Regions from separate parts of the Homo sapiens genome. Here region 2 is linked to region 1. A link is a loop called in an ENCODE intact Hi-C map of the cell type or tissue named here. Cell type or tissue: Calu3. All regions are shown on one strand. Links, peaks and the distances in the headings refer to the core of each region. The heading gives the core; the rest is flanking DNA.

The links. Peaks named below come from ENCODE experiments on the same cell type or tissue, not always from the same donor. Only the 100,000 strongest peaks of a DNase experiment are listed, where the experiment ranks them.
Region 2: a loop joins it to region 1, with 4 times the contacts of the local background. A loop is called at or near these places in 10 of 110 quality-filtered maps.

The regions. Positions count from the first base shown.
Region 1 is chr13:90,882,912-90,892,985 of GRCh38, reverse strand. It overlaps LOC105370311 (a long non-coding RNA gene), which reads right to left. Exons shown (of 6, transcript XR_931637.2): 3 at 7,867-7,968; 4 at 5,631-5,820; 5 at 4,476-4,530. LINC00410 (long intergenic non-protein coding RNA 410) reads left to right here. Exons shown (of 6, transcript NR_027039.1): 6 at 545-2,032. Among named protein-coding and RNA genes, the nearest start is that of LINC00410, 39 kb to the left of the region's middle. In Calu3, for the core only: no CTCF peak of the experiment used is centred there; no DNase peak of the experiment used is centred there.
Region 2 is chr13:91,012,197-91,022,270 of GRCh38, reverse strand. No RefSeq gene overlaps it. Among named protein-coding and RNA genes, the nearest start is that of LINC00380, 74 kb to the left of the region's middle. In Calu3, for the core only: no CTCF peak of the experiment used is centred there; DNase peaks (open chromatin) are centred at 4,410 and 4,730.

The sequences.
Region 1 (10,074 bases), core at 3,102-8,101:
AGCATCCCAGGTCGACTTCAGACTGCTGTGCTGGCAGCAAGAATTTCAACCCAGTGGATCTTGGCTTGCTGGGCTTTGTGGGGGGGGATCCACTGAGTAAGACCACTTGGCTCCCTGGCTTCAGCTCGTTTTCCAGGGGAGTGAACAGTTCTGTCTTGCTGGCATTCCAGGCACCACTGAGGTATGAAAAAAACTCCTGCAGCTACCTCAGTGTCTGCCCAAATGGCTGCCCAGTTTTGTGCTTGAAACCCAGGGCCCTGGTGACCCGAGGGAATCTCCTGGTGTGTGGGTTGTGAAGACCATGATAAAAGCATAGTATCTGGGCTGGAATGCACCATTCCTCATGGTAGTGTCCCTCGTGACTTCCCTTCGCTAGGGGAGGGAGTTCCCCGACCCCTCATGCTTCCCAGATGAGGGGACACCCACCCTGCTTCAGCTCACCCTCCGTGGGATGCACCCACTGTTTAACCAGTCCCAGTGAGATGAGCTAGGTACCTCAGTTGGTAATGCAGAAATGACCCACCTTCTGTGTTGATCTCCCTAGGAGCTGCAAACCAGAGCTGTTCCTATTCAACCATCTTGCCCACCTAGCAAGACAGGCCAAGATTCAAATTCAAAAATTACAGAGAATACCACAAAGATAATCCTCAAGAAGAGCAACCCCAAGACACATAATTGTCTGATTCACAAAGATTGAAATGAAGGAAAAAATGTTAAGGGCAGCCAGAGAGAAAGGTTGAGTTACCCATAAAGGGAAGCCCATCAGACTGACAGCAGATCTCTCTACAGAAACCCTACAAGCCAGAAGAGACTGGGGGCCAATATTCAATATTCTTAAAGAAAAGAATTTTCAACCCAACATTTCGTATCCACCCAAACTAAGCTTGAACCAGGTTTTCTCTCTGGTTGTAGTACACTCTTGCTGTCTGTCTTTCTTGCCTTCTTTCTGCACATTTTCCTTTTAGGAAATCAAGACATATTTCACTTCCTTGAAGGGGTTTGAGATTGATAAAAAGAAATGTGAAGAGAAAGAAGATAATTTTTTTCTTTTTCTGGTCCATATAAAGATGATGCTCTAACCCTCCTCCCTTACAAGCATGTGTACCTATCAAAAGAAAACTTAGAAATTTGAATCTTGAGTTTACATTTAAGTCATAGCACGGAGAGGATTGAGAATGTGGCACAATGGAATTCTCATCCCTACTATTTCTAAATCACTCAGCAAACTGAAGCTAGGTCTCTTTGCATGGTTTCCAGAGGCGTCATGATGGAATGGATACAGAAAATGGACAAAATACTCAAAATTTATGTCTTGGTTCTCACCACTCACTCATGGTTGAGACTCATTGTCTACCTGTGCAGATACGGCATTGATGGAGGCTGGTGTGTAAGTGAAAAAGCCACAAATAATGATACTTCCCTGTTGAGTTCTATTAATACACAGTCAATCTGTAAGTTATTCAGTAACACCACTGAGGGAGCAAAAATGTAGCTGAGACAAGAGCTTTTATGCCTCCCACTAAGCTGCACTTTCAAGGGGGCAAGGTAACCCTGAAGGTGGAGTAGGAAATTAGACATTTTAACTGAGGAACCATGCAGATTGTGCCCAAGAGTCAGAGAAGTACATTTTCTGCTAATAAAGAAATGGAGACAATGAATTAGGGAAAACAACTGTGATCCTGGGAGCTAATAAAATCACAGACTGCCAGTGCTAAGACAACATCCCACATCTTTCAACAGCCTCTAAATTCATCAGCAGGAGGCCACACCAGGTACACAGGATGAGCAAAGCCAGAGACTTACACTCAGAAAATGAACTGTGACCACATTTTCTTCTTGAAATTAGATGCCATATTAGGGAGTAAGAAAAGTTAGGGAGAAACAACCCTGATAAGAACTTGAATTTTAAATGGTTTGAATACTAATACAAAAGAGATTAAGTTAAACATTTTTTTAAACAATGATTTTCACTTTGTCTTATCTTTCTTATAGGTTGGTGGCCTCTGATGAAGGTATTCCAAATATAGACATTAAAAAAAAAAACTTTTGTGTTAGTGATTTTAGTTGCTCGATCCTGCTATGTTAGGTAGGAACTCAACAAATGTAGGAAAAATTGAAGAAATGATGTGTGTCCTCATTTATATATTATTCCTCATTTTCTCTTGAGCACCTCTTTCAGGATTCAATTTCCTTTTTAAATTTTAAGATTTCTCTAGACCAATGACTTCTAGAGATCAGCTGCGACATTAAGTTGTAATACTGTTAATATTAACTAAACATGCTTGTGAAAAGTCTAGCCAAGCAAAACTCACTTACCTAAGAGCTGGAGTAAGTTCCCAGTTTATACTTGTTAAAGTCAAGTGGCTATTAAGAAATCAGGAGTTAATCCAAATGACTATGTCATCATTTTAGGACCTACTGGCTCCTCAGTTGCCAAATATATTCATGTTCTTTCTATTGAGAGACACATTACTTCATCAACATAATTCCCATGTCTTGTTCCAGGCTTAGGACCAAGCCTGACTTTAGTTAAGAGGGATTTAAGATGCTCCAACAATCAGGAGACTCAGGAGTAAGTTAGTCTTTCCACTACACTAATTCCAACTCTGTCTCCAGTTTTACATCTCTTGTGACCTTTACTCGGACTAAGTTCTCCTTCCACATCCTCTTTCCGTTATTTTGAGTGTCCAAACTCCTGCTTTTGCTATCTAATTAGTACCAGAGTCTTCTAAGGCTGGATTTCTGTTTTGCTCTTATTTGTCTCTCCTTCTAAGAATTGGCTAATTCTTCCTGAATGCTGGCTCTGTAACTGGGATGGAAAATTGTGACAGATTTATCATCTGCTCCACTGAGTTTCAGAGTACTGCCTGTAGAGGCACCTTCATTACATTGTGTTGGGCAGTCAGGAGGCCAAATGTTTTCCTGCATTACCATCTGTTGTCTGTATTCTTCCTACTGAGTTTTACTTCAACTCATCAGGTGTCATTGACTCTTTCTACCTAGAGCCGGTTCACAGTTCCAGGTACTTGCCTCTTCCTGTCTAGACTGCACCACTTGCTTTGGGACATAATGATTATTCATTTGGGAAAAAACTGTAGACCAACTAGGCTATATGCAGCTTTATCTAATGGAAAATCTGTCTCAAGCTGGCACATACAATGAGAAATGTATCAGTTTTCAAATTTTGAAGTGCAGGGATACATCGACTTCGAGGTTGAGATCAACTAATGTTTCCTTATTTATGCATGTAGTTATGGAGACATGCAGTGCCAAGGTACGATTTTAATACATCACTCAAGAATAAAAATCACATTTAGATTTACTGAATGAAATAAAGGTTTTAAAATACAAGAAGCCAAATTAATAGTAATATAAGCACAGTTTTTATTTATTACCTTGACTTGGGAAAGGGTGCTTTAAAGATAGCCAATAGAAAAGGATAGACTCAAGTAACTTTTCTTGGGAATATTTATTCAGAAGGTTTTCTGAAAGAAGATAGTATATTTTCCTTAGTTCTCAATCTACACAATTCTGTATTCAGGTACATTTCTTTGGATTCAGCATTTATTAGATTAATCCAGATCAGCTGGCTCTTTCTAAACAGGACTTTCCAGGATAAGCTTATTTTTGATAGAATTTATTTTTGCCTTATTCAATTTTACCTTTAAATGTACTGGTCTTAAGCCAAAATTAATATTTATTATATCATCATTATCTTGTTTTCCTGTTTTCTTCAATTATATGTACTTCTCTCAAAACACCCATTGCCCAGGTCCCGCCACATACATATATATTTTTATTTTATTTATTTATTTATTTATTTATTTATTTACTTATTTATTTATTTATTGAGACAGAGTCTCACTCTGTCACCCAGTTTGGACTGCAGTGGTGCAATCTCGGCTCACTGCAACCTCTGCCTCCCAGGTTCAGGTGATTCTCCAGCCTCAGCCTCCCAAGTAGCTACTACTACAGGCACACACCACCATGCCTGGCTTTTTTGTGTTTTCGGTAGAGACAGGGTTTCTCCATGTTAGCCAGGCCTGTCTCAAACTCCTGACCTCAAGTGATCCACCTGCCTTGGCCTCCCAAAGTGTTGGAATTACAGGCGTGAGCCACCGTACCCGGCCACACCACATAATTATTTAGATTAAAGGTCATTGTCATATTTTAATTTCGATATTTTGAAAATAATAACGTTGACCTTAATAGGAAGTTTTTTTTTTTTTATTTTATCGCAAAACTATTTATTAGGGGCTGGAGGCAAGGGCAAGAGACTTTCTATGAACCAGAGTCTTGAATAGTCTTATGTGCAAAAACCACTTTCATGTGTATCAGTTCTTGTGATCTTTATAACAATGCCATAAACTAAATTCTAAATTTGGAAGTTATGTTGTATGACAATGAGATATAATAAAAAATGTGCTGGAGTTGAATTATAACACATTCTCTTACATCTCTAATCTGTCTCTTACCTGCATGAAGACTTCAGATAATTTTCTTAATCAACTATGGCAGAGTTTCCTCAATCTAAAATGGGAATCAAAACAGATATTTTGTTCCATTTCTAGGAGTTGAGTGAATCAACTGAAATAATAAGACCTTAGTATCAAGGTATTCTACTAATGTAAATAAGAGCTTTACACTGACGGAGACCAGACATGCATGACTGAGGTAAATCAAGTATGTTTGCTTATTTAAAGGATGCAAGAAGAAGCCAGCTAGTTGGGATATAAAGCAGGAAAATCCACACTATTTTAAGTGATAGACAGAGGATTAAATTCATAGGCACCCTATAAAGCCCTCAGAAGTAAACACACAATTGCAAATGATAAGTCTAAGTGAACGACAACCATATCAGATCTTTTGAGAAAGCTCAAAGTCTTCCTTCTGTGGCCAGGCTTATATACAGATGGCTGCAGATATTCATTGCATCTACTGGGAGCCATCTTATTTTAGGCAGGTACACCTTACAGGTCTTGGTGTAATACAATAAACATTGTGAACACAGACTGGTTGACCACAGGGCAGTGCTCTCAGGAACAAATGGTCCTCATTTATCCCCCAGTATTCCTAGTACTCGCTTAAACTTAGAACTGCCAAATTAGAAATAGACTTAGTTACCAAGATGTCCTTACTCCACAGCCTCTTAGATTAGCCCCAGAATATATTTTTCAGTTCACCACGTTACTTAATATTTTCTGTGTATGTGGTCTTAACCAATCTAAAGAATTTGATGTTTAAACTTTCTTCTACACATCATGTTCTCTGTGTCAGGGAGTCAGATATCTAAATTAGGCCTCAAGGGTTTCAAGAAGCAATACGGGACAACTGTATCTAATATCCTGTTACCTAACTTACAAGATGACAGTTTCTTCTGAATTCTTGCCTATTATGACAATTAAAATACAGAACTTTTGGAATCTCCATAATTAGGTAGGCAGCCATTTTATCCTGTTCAGTTTATAATCAATTCCTGTTGTGCCAAATCACTAGAAATTGGAAGTTCATTGAAAATGCAAACGGTTGCATATCTATCCAGATAAGGCTGCAAGATGAAAGATATTATAGTGATTAACAGTATCTAAGTAACTGTACCGGAATTCTTGCTTCACATATAAGATACTTACATGTCTTGAAATCCCAGGGAGGAACCTCAGCTACGGTTCAAGTGAATGATCCCAATAACCAACGCTAGTTCATTTGGGAGAGAAGGAGAACTGTGCTTCTGGACGTTGTGAAGGACAGTACTTTTATTCCTCCAAGTGAAGTCATTCTCCCTCCTCCTCCATTCCCCAGTATAATGAAATTTCACAATATCTGTCAAAAATATTTTCACTAATTGATTTGAGTAGTAATTTTTGGTCAGGTCAGCTATAATGAGGAAGTAATACTCTAACTCCAGATTTAAGAGGGATCAGGGTCTTAAAAAAATTCTATATTGCTGATCAGATTAAGCCTATTGTGTATCAGTTGAGATCTAACCTCTTTCTCCAGGCTCTTTCCTTGAATAACTATGCACTGTAAAGTAATTACCATCATTGGTCAAACTAACCACGGTCAGTCAGGTCCTTCCACAAATAGGTATTTTACTTGAGTTGCTTTTGAGACAAAAAAAAATTAAAATTTTATAAATGTCTATATTATTTCCTATGTTTTATTTCATCTTAATAATCTAACCAAAGCTTTATATTTTTCTGATTTTTTTCAGGTAGTTCTAGAATACTGCTAAGGAAGGTACATGTTTGCACTGATTTGGGATGATCTATTTACTAGTAAACAAAGGTTGGAATATAATAAGGCAAGCCAGGCCACAGGACATCAATAGCAGAATTTTAGAGCTTCATTCACACTGCATTTCAAACACTTTTACCAGTACATTTTTAATAGTAATGGTAGAGGTGTCTACTACTTATTGAGTTCCTACTGTATCAGGTACTTAAATGTGCATAGTTACTCAAGGAAACGGCCTTGTAGGAAGAGGTTAGATCCTAACTGATACATAACATGCTTAATCCTATAAACAATAAAGGCATTCTAAAATAAATGATTCTTCGTATTCTTTTAAATTATCATGAAAACCCTACGAGTTATGTGTAAAATTATCCCCCCTTCCTTTCTATTTCCATCCCTTCTCTCTTATCCTTCCTTCCTTCCCTTACTCTTTTTCCATCTTTCTATCTCTCTCTCTCTTTTACATTTTAGTTGAGAAAATTTGGCCAATCTAGACATAGCATGTAAATAGATCTGATCTCTTTATACAACTGCTTTATGGAAACTGAGAGGCTTAAATATCACTATGTGAAGGACTATGGTAAAAGTGAAGTGGGTATCATTGAAAGGGTTCAAGATCTCCTTCCTGTGGGTGACTCTAGGAGCTAAAGTTAAAAATATTAGACTCATTAATAATCAAGGTGTATGTATAGATGATATGTATAATGATTGATATATATAGTTGTAAAGGAAAAATTCAGAGAAAATATATTTATATTGCTTTTTCACATTTTATTTTCAAGGGCATAAATTCTAATTAAGCTAAAATAAAATAAGTATTATAATTTCCACTTATAGTAATTATATCTTTGAGATTATTGTATTAATTCTAACAAAATGATCTATTTTTACTTATGATCAAGTTTAAGGTTCTATTAATGGCTAGTAAAGCAAGAAATCTAGCTTGTTCTTTCCTCTTTGAAAAATCAAATAAGGGGCATGAACTAAGTTACACTCATGAAAATATGTAATGCAGTAATAGTAATAAAAATGACATATTTTCAGTAAAGATAACCTTACTAAAATATTACAGGAAAAGAAATTAGTAAACAGAATGTAATTCCCTCCTGATATTGAATCCTTTACCTAGTAAAATGCCTAAAACATTGCCACAGAACATTAATACCCAGTTTTGACTGTTCCAAAAATTCTAAAAAACTACGGATCAAAACACTGCAGTCAGCCATCTGCAGCAGAGCCTTTAAAAGCCTCTTAAACTGGCAAGAGACCACATTAATCAATTTGTGATTTATATTGGACTTATAATTGATTTCATTTGAAATCATAAATATAGTTTCCATTAAAATAGACATACACTCCTAACACTGTAATAATGCACTATTCTGACAATATAGAATTGAAGTTCAAGTTCATAAATGAGAGAGCTGGGTTCAAGTAGCTGACAAAATGCAGAATGAGATTTGTAACTAGCTCTTGAAGGTAGGACCGTAAAGATGAATAGAGACAATTGAAAGTACTTTTGCATCCCAAATAAATTATTTTAAGTACAGTTCTGGAGGAGACTCTTTCTTAAATGATGGCTTTTATTATTTAAGCATGATTTGTAATATAATTCTCTTCCGTTAAACGTACCATTCCTCTTTTGGGGCCAGTATAGAGATGACACATTTGAAATAGTATTTTTATTGTCCTACATTGTAGCATTGTCTTCTGCTTCTACGTCTTAAATATTACCTGTAAACAATCCCAATGAACAGGTAATGAGTGAGCAAGTGGTGATATTAAATAACCAAACAGAATTGTATTACATTAGAGTAGAAAAAGTTAGATAGATAATCCAAAAAATAGTAAATTTCACATATTATCACATTATTATTCAATAGTATGATTGAATTGTACAAAACAGAATGTTGAAAAGGCTCAGAGTAACGAATATAGTCAAGAATATTTTTCAAAGAAGGATGATAAATCTAGGTAAAAATTGTGTACGGTTTCACTTCAAATTTTATTTCTAATCATCTTCTGACAGCATAAATGAAAAGACATTTTGAATACAGAGGTGATGATGGGGTCTCTTAATATTCAGAAAATTTCATATTTCTTCAGAATGTCTAGCAATGAAAATGTCTGAGCTGCTATTTCCATGTTAGATCAAGCAGCTGCTACAAGTTGGTTCCGGTGTTTTGAGAGCCCCGTTTCCCTACCCTTTAGTGAACATCCTCCATGTTAAGAGTCCTGGGATCTGAAGGCCCTCTCTCATCCATCTCATGGAAATCTTAGCCCTTCTCCCTTTCTCCCTTGAGCCCACGAGAAGCCCTTCTGACAAGGCACTGAGTCTCAGCTCTTCAGAGGGCACCCGGATCCCCTCTTACTTTGGCAGAATCCTCATTTCCTGTGCCAGTCCAAGCCTGACTCTCCTCTCATGTCCTGTTCCAAATCCAGCATAAGAGGACATCTGTAATGGCCACTACCAACGGAAGCCCTTGGCAAGTTCATTCAGCATAAAGGGGAGTGAGAGATGCTTATTCCACAGGTGTGTGTGTGTGCGCGTGTGTGTGTGTGTGTGTGTGTGCTTGAATGTGAGAGAGTTCCTCAGCATACCTTACCTCTTCTGAACTCCTAAGTAAATGAATTAATAGCATTTTTTTTTGTCTGAAATCAGTCACTAACTACTGTTTAAACATTTCTATGGGGACATGTACATTGTATTCCAAGAAAATAAAAAAGTATAAAAGTTAAATTGTGATGTTTTACTGCCTTGGTACATCGGTCTATAGATACTACAAATAGATTATCAATTACAAAAGAATTACAACATTTTAAACATACTTAATATGTAAGTGGATATTATAAATTTAATTTTCACTGATGCTCTTTAGGGTTATCATTAAAAGTATCATTTTTCAAGGAGGGGAGATATGTTATAACTCCTCCTACTACTACTACTATTATTATTATTATTATAGCAGTGTCATCTAGTGGAATGAGCATGAATGACAAAAATAACCTACATCACTGGTTTTCTGGGAGGAATAACTGAGTGAATGCACCTAAATTTCCTCTCACAGTTCCTGGTATATTTGTCAATGCTCATGATAGGTCTTTTTTTTTTTCTCGATGTGGACAATTATGGGTACTTTGGATTGTGCCATTCACTTATTTGCATATATTTTACATTTTCCAAAATAAATTATTTCTTCTGGTAATCAGTGAAAAATACTCAGTACAATGTCTGGCATGTAGTAAGCACTCCACAAACATCAGATATTGGTATTTATATTAATTATACATGTTATTTTCAATTTGCCTTCCTATCCAAGTCTAGGTTGTGAGCATTTTCTCACTTTACTAAAGATTCCTCAAAAATAATTTTACAGGTATATTAGAGATTTAATATTTCTTCTTTATTTCAATTTTTAAAATGCCACAATGAATGTTCTCATACATAAATCATTTTGTAGTGTTCTGAGTTTTATCCCTGAGGATAAAATTCCAAAAGTCAAATAGCTTTTTTAAAAATCATTCTTCCTCAGCATGAGAAATTCAGAAAGAATAGGAAATTTCTTCAATAAATTTTTATTTTCTGATAGTTGCTGAATATTGTATGTTTAAATTACATTTATACTCTAACTTCTTTCATTCTCATTTATCTGTTTCAAAATAGACCTCACAGTTTTCTTAGCAGTCTATATCTTTTAATTTTGGATAAACATGATTTGAGTAGCTTGTTAAAAAACAAACAAACAAAATTCCCCCAAAATCATGCACCCAAAATACAGTGTTTCAATTGAATATAAAAGCTATCTCTAAGCTCCTTGTCGGACTAAGAGAAGAAGGAAA
Region 2 (10,074 bases), core at 2,535-7,534, 130 kb before region 1:
TGTTTTAAGGACTGGAGAGGAGAAAACATGTCTGCAAATTGCCTCTGGTGTCGAGTACACAGTAATCACTTAGATGGTGGTGACCGGTGTTGTTATTTGCTGCTGCTGCAGAATTTTGCAGTGGAAGCACTTTTTGGGGGCCTTCTTATAGCAATGCATATTCCATCTGAACACTCTGCCAAGACTATAAAAGTTCTTCATCCCTGCTGGTAGCACAAAGGCAAATGTTCCACAATATACAAAATACACGTTTATTTTGTTTCTATTATCTTCCCATCTAGGTTCCTACTTTCTTCTTTCTTTCCCCCTCCCTATTCTTTCATTTCCATCTTAAGTTGATTTTCCCCATCTATCTTCCATCTCTGAGTGCCTAGTGCTGACCCTCTGCCCACCCAGGGACTTTGATGTTTCTTCAAACTTGTGGGCTCAGTTCATCAGAGAATGTGAGGCCCATTGAGCTTCTAGTGGCATGACCAGATCACTAATAACAAAGTTTCAATCCTGACACCGATTGCTCTGGGATGAGAGAAGAAAAATGCTAATTATATGGAAAAGAGTTGTATACTAAACGTGACCATTTGCTCCTACAAATCACACTGACAAATTGCTATAGGTAGAGTTCACAGCAAACAGTTTTAAACAGGAAAGGTGTATTTGTATTCTGCGCAATGAGGTCTCTGTGAAAGGGGGGGCGTGGATTCAAGATCCGAATTTTTCATTCTTATGTGTGTCTGTGGTGATGGTGGTGGGGGAGGGGATGGCAGACCAAATTCCACTGTGCCTTTCACATTTGGATGGTATTAGCATATTTTAAAGCATCTTCCTTTTTAATAAGCAGTATGTGTTCTGGAAATGCCAACTCATATTAAAATATAATTAGCAAAGTAATCTTCTTCTCTTCATAAAGATAATGCATTTTAAATTCAATATACACATTTTGCTACTTGCATCATGCAATCCATTTTATTTTCTGGTCATACACGTTGGTAGACCAGGTCAATAGATTAACAGAAAACCAATATAAATAGCGTCCACTTGAGATATCATGGATTGCTGTACAACAAAATATAGCTTCCCTTTAGCTTTGAACTTCACCATAATTTCACCTCATCAACAAATACATCCTACTCTCAGCTTCAGAATGCACTTAATTCTAGATTACTCTCCAATATTTTCTCGACTTAGTATGTTGTTTTTTGTTCTTAGTTCCTTTTTCTGTGTATTGACAATTTTTTATTATTTTCAATATGTTAATCCTCCTTAATAAAAGCCATTTATGCAATTCTCTTAGCAGAGTAACTTGTTAAGTACTTTTTTTGATGATGGTGATGTTGGTATAAAAATACCCCACATTATATAATTGAGAGTGATTGACAGTGATTTATGCATTTGTAACACCTTAAGACTTTGCCATTAACAAGTGTCATCCATGTCAAAACATAAAAAGGCAATTACTTTGTGGAAAGAGATGTTACCCAAGTAATTCCTGAGAAGTGTATGTTACTTCCAGTAGAAATGAAATTACATGTCATGGCCAATGAGAGCACTTCTTGCAGTCATCAATGCATAATCTTAATCTTAATGAGGTTCCAATCACATTTGCCTGTCATAGGCTTTTAAACATCTCCTAGGTCTGTTACTTGGTTCCATTAATTAGTATGTATATTTTCAGGAGCCTAAAATAGATATCATATTAAGCAAAAGATTTTGAGATCTGGTTCTTGACATCTTGTTTGGTTTTTATACTATTCATAGGCAAGAGCAGCTTCAGCATTAGTTAAACAGCCTTCCTTATTCTGGTAAGACAGAGAACATATGTTACAGGCATTCAGCCACTCTACAAGAGAGCCTTATTAACATTTTATTTTTTCTTTTTTTTTTAGGTTTTACTAGGCATGAAAAGAGAATTGTCTTAGAGATCCACAATGTACATTTTTGGTATTTTGGAGAGGAGCTGGAGAGGTGTGGAAAGACTGCTACCGACATTGGTGAATTCTATCAGTTCTCTGGGTGATGGGTCACAATTAAAAGCCAGCTTTATAATCTCTAAAGACAGCAATATGCTAATTCTACTAGAAAAGTTAATAGCTATTTTGTAGGCAGTGACGATCAAAGAGTATGTTTCTATTTGATTTTGCAGGAAAGACGCCTTGGAAATTAAAAACAGCTCACCTTGAACAGCTCAGACTTTAAAAGTCTGACTCTGAGCCTTTGTATTCCAATGACATATTTCACTTTTAAATTTGGCTAAGCATAAAGCAGATGAGTGACAAATATGTGGTGGAAACATGTCACTATAGGTCATGTCTCAATGGTGTTTTTCAACAGCTAGTAAATGTAATATCCCTTTGTACAATTTCTGAAGCATTCAAGTGACAATAGTAACATAAAGTTCATCTGAGTCATGTAACATATTGCAGATATTAAAATCAGCTTATCTTTATTTAAAACAAAAGTGTTTTGAGACATGCTTTCAAATGGCTGTCAAATATTAACTTTGTACTTTTTATTTCAACAGTTATAAATAGCACTCTAAATAATCCATGGCTCTCAGTGCCATATTAGCATCTTCTATCAAGGTTTTATGCAAATATCTAGTTAATGAAGGAACCATTATTGTAACAATGTTGAAGAAATATTATTTGATGATAGTGATAACTCTTACAAAAGTAGTTTTATTTGAAACATGATACAAAATGAGGTTCCAGAATATATAACTAAAAAATAGCAATAGTTTCAGGATCCTGAATATTTACTTCTCTATATTGGGAAATTTTAATTCTATACATCATAGTTGTATTTTCCACAATCAACACTATGAGGAAATGTATATGAGTAAGATCAACAAAAAAAAGTAAGCATAACTTCCAACATAGTGCAAGTGTGTATTCTTCTTAGAGTAAACTTTTTTATTATCTTGACTTATAGATTTAGATAGTGAAATTTAAAAAGTTATATTGATATATTAAAATCTATTAGAGGGACTGAATTCAGAAATATAGTTAATGAAATAAATAAGATGAAGGTGCTTCATAAACTTAAGTGCTGAATAAGCACTGAAAGCTGTAAATAGCTCAAATCATCCTCCTAGCTCAGGGATACTTCTGTTGGAACAGACCAGTTAAAACTGAGGATTCTGTGACTATAATTAGTAAAATATTGTCTTCTTATCCTGAAAATTCAAACAAAATCAACTATTTGGATCGACTCCTTTCCAGCCCATGATATCTAGCCATTTCAGCAATCATCTGAGAACCCTATCTGGAATTCCATCACAAATAATGCTCTGTAAAGCAATTCTAGGGACAAAATTCAAAATACTCAAGTTTAGATGATTAAAGTCAAGATTTTGTTCTTCGGTTCAAAGATTAGTTGTACACATAGTTTGCATTTCAAATGACTACAGTGAGAATGATATTATGATAATGGCAGCCTGGAATGGAGTTGCTAATTACAGAAACTCATTTTAGAGGATCCAAATACCTCTTATTCATGAGTCTTATCTGGCCTGAATAAAGATAGTCTATGATGTAGTATTAGTTACCCTGGGAATAATCAATATTTTAATACATTTTAAAACATTAAAAATGTTCAAGTGGCTCTTTTGGAGGAGTAAGTTAGCATTTTTTATTGTTGACTGCTGTTTGAGTCCTTGTGCTCCGGGTGTTAAATAAAATGTTCTGTTACTGAGGAAAATTAAACAGAATAAAGATAAAAAGCTTTAATATAGGGAGTATCCAATTTAAGCATAGGTTATTTAAGTTGGTTTACTGGAACTTGGAGACTGTTTTCTAATAAAAGTTATACTCTGAATATTAAGAAAGAGAATAAAACTAGTACACACACACACACACACGCACACACACACACCCTATCCCAATTTTCCCTGTAGTAGAGCATATACAAAGGGGAAAAAAAAGACAGAGAAGAAAATGTCTCTGTGTACCTTAAATCCTGGCACTGAGAAGTACTGGTATATTTAGAAGACGCCATCAGTTTTATGAGGAATGAGAGGGAAATTTTAAATTCCTTGAAGGGCTTAAAATATACTGTATGGTTTTTCATTTTTTTTTTTCTTGATGCATCTTGTTAGTAATACTAATATTGTGTTTTATCTTTAATCAGCTATGCCTTTTTTTTTTTTTTTTTTTTTTTTTTTGAGACGCAGTCTCGCTCTGTCGCCCAGGCTGGAGTGCAATGGCATGATCTTGGCTCACTGCCACCTCCGCTTCCCGGGTTCAAGCGATTCTCCTGTCTCATCCTCCCGAGTGGCTGGGATTACAGGCGCCCGCCACCACACCGGTAATTTTTGTATTTTTAGTGGAGACGGGGTTTCACCATATTGGCCATGTTGGTCTAGAACTCCTGACCTCGGATGATCCGCCCACCTCGGCCTCCCAACCTGCTGGGATTACAAGCATGAGTCACCGCGCCCGGCCCATTTTTGGTTTTCAAGTGAAAGCTGGTGAGGTTAGGAGACTGATAATGCAGTTAATATTAAGAGGAAAAGAAACGTTTTGTTAGGCAAGGGGCAGCACCAAGAGAAAGGAAGAACTAAAGGGATTTACAAAGAAGTGTATCTCTGGATAAAACAAAGACTTATTGTATTGGAATTAACAAAATTATGGGTAATACATAACAAACAAACAGAAACCAACACATAAATAAAGGAAGCTGTGCCTGTGCATACGTTTCTCAGATGAAATATGGGGTCATCCATTCTCATAACCAACCACCAGGTGGGGCCAAAGCCCCACCACAAAGGGATGGAAGATGGCAATCAGCATGGAACAGTGGCTACCTAGAAGACTCTTAAGTTTTTTTTTTCTCTTGAAAGAATATGAGATTGATGAGCCAGTATTTATGATTGTTTTTTCATGTCTAACTGACTCCCTTTGTTCATATTTTAAAACATTAGGATCTGAAAATGGAAGTGGATATTAGCTGTAATATGAAAGAATACAAATTTTAAAAGATACCTTATACTTTCCATTATCATTAAGATTTCAAGGCCTCAAAGAAGATAAAAATGTTATTGCATCATTGCTTTTCATATTTGAAATGATTTTGGCATTGACAGCCCTTGTCTAAGAAAAATGGCCAATCACCATGCATCCTTCTTGCAAAAGATTTCATGTACAGCTGCTTGTAATTGAAAACAAAGTGTTAAAACAAGCGGTTTAAAATATAACTAACATATTTCAGATCACTTTAAAACATTTTGGGGTGCACCCAAATAGCACTGATTATATAAAAAGGATTTTGCACTTTACTAATAATAAATAGTTGTGTGCTTTTTCAAATTCGAAAGTAGTATAGGAAGTTAACGCCATCTATTTTTTAGGATACAGTGCGATGCTATCATTTTTGACATTAAGCACTATGATTAGTCCAAAATAGTTTTCTTTAGAAGTGATCTGATCAAATACATGTTAACATTACCATGTAAATGGTGAGTAGTTAAGTTTGTTATTAGTAAATGGGAAGCCTACCACTGCACACACATAACACTTCTCCTGCAATCTTATCTATTTTAAATGTATTATTTAACATAATTGTATAAAGACAAATTTAATCTTAATGTGTCAGAAAGTATTATCATCTTGCAAGCAGTCCTCCAAGGTTAATAATATCTGGGAATATAAAGTGTTTTTGACTGTAAGATTAGTCTTCTTATTTGAAAAAGGCTTTAAATTTCATTTCAAAGGAGATTTCACGCCCCATGAAATTTAAACTATGACATTTAGAAAACACTCACTTGATTATAATGCACTGAAAAATTATAGTGCAAATGCTTCTTGTTCCTATCCATCAAAACTGTTGTTAAAAATGTAAAGGGAGCTTTCTTAGGTAAAAATTATGTGATATGCTGGGGAAAAAAATGAATGCCTCCAACTGTTCATCCTGAAGTCAGGTAATTACTGCTTCAATTATGTTATTGAGTGCTTTGAAATTAGGTCCTACAGTAGGTTTCAGTAGAGTTTATGTTGAGATAACCTTTTGTTCATTGAATTTTCTGTTTATCCAAATGTTGTATGAAGGGTTCCACAGGCCTTAAACATAAGTTTTAAGGAAATCTTTTTAAAGTACTCTTCATATTTCTTCTGTGTCATAAACTAATGCTGAGATCATAAGGTGCAAAAATGTGGTACTTTTAAATACTAATGCAAATACATCATTTATTATCACATAGCATTTTTAGATATTCTGGCTAGAGCTCAACTTTTATTTGTGTCTTCTTTTCAAAACAGACTAGTTTTGAACCATATCAAAAAATCTAAGAAATTAAGATTCCTACAAAATTTAATGCATGATGATAATACTTTCATTCTTCAGTTTTAGATCATGTTTATCATAACCCCAAATTATGCCTTAATGTCTATTTTGCTTTCTTAAAAATCAGAAGCTGACTTAATCCATCAAAATTTCTAAGAAGATCCTAAGAAATACAAACCACACTGTGAGTAGCAATGGTCCTTAGCAGAAACTCAACACATGTTAGTTGAATGACTGCATTGGTGTGTCAATATGTGGCAGAAATTATGTAAATTATACCTACTGTAGTGTCAAATAATAATGACTAAAATCACATTCTGACAAAGAATATGTGTGCTTATATTTCACATCTGTAAAAATCTCATTATATTAAATAAGACCAGCTCTTTTAAAAATAAATATAAACAAATAAAACAAAAGATGAAGTATACACTTTGTGGTCTAAGTTGAAAAGAGTTGGAAATAAATCATAGGAGAAAGATAAGGTATCAAAATGTCATCTTTATTACTTTTTTGTTTTTTTTTTTTTTTTTTTGAGATGGAGGCTGGCTCTGTCACCCAGGCTGGGGTTTGGTGGTGAGATCTCAGCTCACTGCAACCTCTGCCTCACGGGTTCAAGGGATTCTCCCACCTCAGCCTGTAGTTGGGACTACATGTACGTGCCACCATGCCTGGCTAATTTTTGTATTTTTAGTGGAGATGGAGTTTCACCATGTTGGCTGGGCTGCTTTTGAACTCCTGACATCAAGTGATCCACCTGCCTCCCAAAGTGATGGGATTACAGGCATGAGCCATGGAGCCCAGCCATCTTTATGACTTTTGAAGCCCATTGGTTAATGATGAAAAATGTTTGCTAATCTCTGCACTCCGCACTGGCCTATCGTATTATCAGGAAGAGCTGGGTAACAATAAGCCCCATACCCTGCACCTATGAGCCTACAAAAAAAATGTTCACTTGGTGCTGAACAAATCAGAGGAGAAAATAAGTCTTCAAGAAGTAGCCACAATTAGATTGTTCTTGTGCAGTTTTGTAGCCCAGATTTATATCAACTGTGTTGCACAAAAATCCTGGATTGGAGCCATGAAGTTATTTTGAAAACAATCCCAGACTTGTAGTTTCACTAGGCTGTGGGGAAGCAAATGGGAATCCGATCTGAAAGACGTTATTCTTTTAGTCTAGGTATCAAAAATTCCCCACAAAGAATTATTTTCAACCAAAATAAGCAGGGTTGGTCAAACACACACACACACACACACACACACACACACGTACAATGAGAGAATTGGCAGGAAAAAAGGAAAGCCAAAGTAGATCCCAAAATAATATATTAGAATTATGAGACACTGATTAGAAAATAATTATTGTTTCTATACTTAAAGAAATAAAAAGTATATATATATATACATCTGAAGAGAAAATAATAATATAAAATTGATGAAGCAGATTTGAAAAGGTAGCATATATACCTTTTAGAATTAAATATTACAATAACAAATATTGAAAACTTAATACATGGATTTAAACACTAATTACATACAGATGTAGACAGAATTAGATAGAAGAAACATCAGAAGAAATTACCCAGAGCACACTTCACAGAGAGACAGGTTAAATGGTATAAGAGGTTTAACTGGGTCATAATTAGAAGAAGAAAGAGTGAATGCTCTCTCACAGCTGGTGACTTTCCAGAACTGGTAAGACACCAATCCATAGACTCAAGAAGCTCAGTGAATCTCAGAAAGTATGAGCAAAGACAGCTACATTTAGACACATTATAATGAAATTGAAGAGCACCAAAGGAAAAAAAACTTAGAAGTCACCCAAGGTAGGAAAAAAGTATATTACCTCCAAGGATTTCTAAATAGATCGATGGCTATCTTGTCATCAGCGATAATGACAACTAGAAGAGAGTGGGTTGAAATTTTAGTATACTGAAGAAAAAAAAATCTTGCAATCCATTAATTCACAGCAAAAAAAAATCTTTCAAGAATAAAAATGTTTTCAGATAAAAAAACTGACAGGATTTTCAATTGATAGATATTTGCTACAGGAAACAGAACAGGTAGGAGTTCTACAAAGCAGCAATAAAAAATCAAAGTGGCCCCATATTTTGGTAAATCAGAATGATTATTGACTGTAAATATAAATCATAGTAATAATGTCATGGTGGATTACACTGATAAAAATTAAAACTTATGACAGCAATAATATATAGGTTGGAGTGGGAATAAGTGGACATAAAGTCAAGTCCTTGTTTTTTCCAGGAAGAGACAAATTGTTTATTGATTCATATTAGAAAAATAAACATGCATGTGATAACTTATAAGTAAATTAGTAAAAGGAATAAACAGACTATGTAACTTCCAAATTATTGGAGGAAAAACAGAAAGATGAAACATATTCATTAATCCAAAAGAAGGAAAAAAGGGATCAAAAGAGCAACATACAAAAAGCAGTAAGATGCTGCTAGATGATAAACTTAAATACAAACAGATTGGTAAATACATTAAAGGTAAATTGTCTAGTTGGCTGAATTTAGAAAGATTGTCAAGTAAAACCATCTGAATGAAAAACATTATGAAAGACACATCTAAATGATAAAGCTGTGTGAAAAGCTATATATAAATATAAGAGTTAAAAGCAAAAGGGTAGAAAAGACAACCATACAAATAATATCCAAATGAAACCTGGTGTATTTATTTGTATATCATACAAAATAGAATTTAAGGTCCACAGTATTACTCAGGATAAAAATGGCCATTTTATAGTAGTAACAGTTTCAGTTTCTCAGGAACATAAATAATTGTGAATTTGGACATATCTACAAACTTAGTTTCAAAATACATCAAGCAAATATAGTCAGAAACAAAGGGGAAATTAACAAATTGACAATCATAGTAGTAGAATTTAACAATTATGTCTCATTAATTGATAGAAGGCACGCGAAACCAGTAAAAAAAAATAGATTTATAAGATGGAATTAACAAATCTGATCTAATAGACGCATACAGAACATCACATCACATAACTATACAATGCACCTTCTTTTCAGAAACACAGAGAATATTTATAAAAGTTGCCTATAGAAAACTTGACCGTACTGCCAGTTTCCACACATTTAAAAAGATTGCTATCCTAACAACTGGAGGATTAACCTAGAATTCAATGATCAATCAATAATACAATATAACATTTCCATCCTTTGGAATTAAAAGCTCAAAATCTATGTTCAAAGGATAAATCATGATAGATACAAAAAATATTCTGAAAAGTTATACTGCAAATACTATTATGTCAAACTATTGGAAAAAAGTCAAAACATTGCTTATTTAGAAAAGAACTGTAGGGGCTGGGTGTGGTGGGTCATGCCTATAATCCTAGCACTTTGGGAGGCCGAGGCGGGCAGATCACAAGGTCAAGAGATCAAGACCATCCTGGCCAACATGGTGAAATCCCATCTCTACTAAAAATACAAAACTTAGCTGGGCATGGTGGTGAGCACCTGTAGTCCCAGCTACTTGGGAAGCTGAGATCATGCCACTGCACTCCAGCCTGGCAACAGAGCAAGACTCCGTCTCAAAAAAAAAAAAAAAAAAAAAACCTAAAATTAATCAAATTATCAATTTCATTGTTATTTAAAAATCCAAAGCAATTCCAAATAAAAGGAACATAACAGTATAACAGTAGTTTAGGTAAAAGATTAAATTAATGTTATAGAAATAAAGACATGCTAAAAATTTTGAACAAAGCAAAAAGGTTGTACTTTGAAAAGATTACAAAATGAACAAAATTTGATT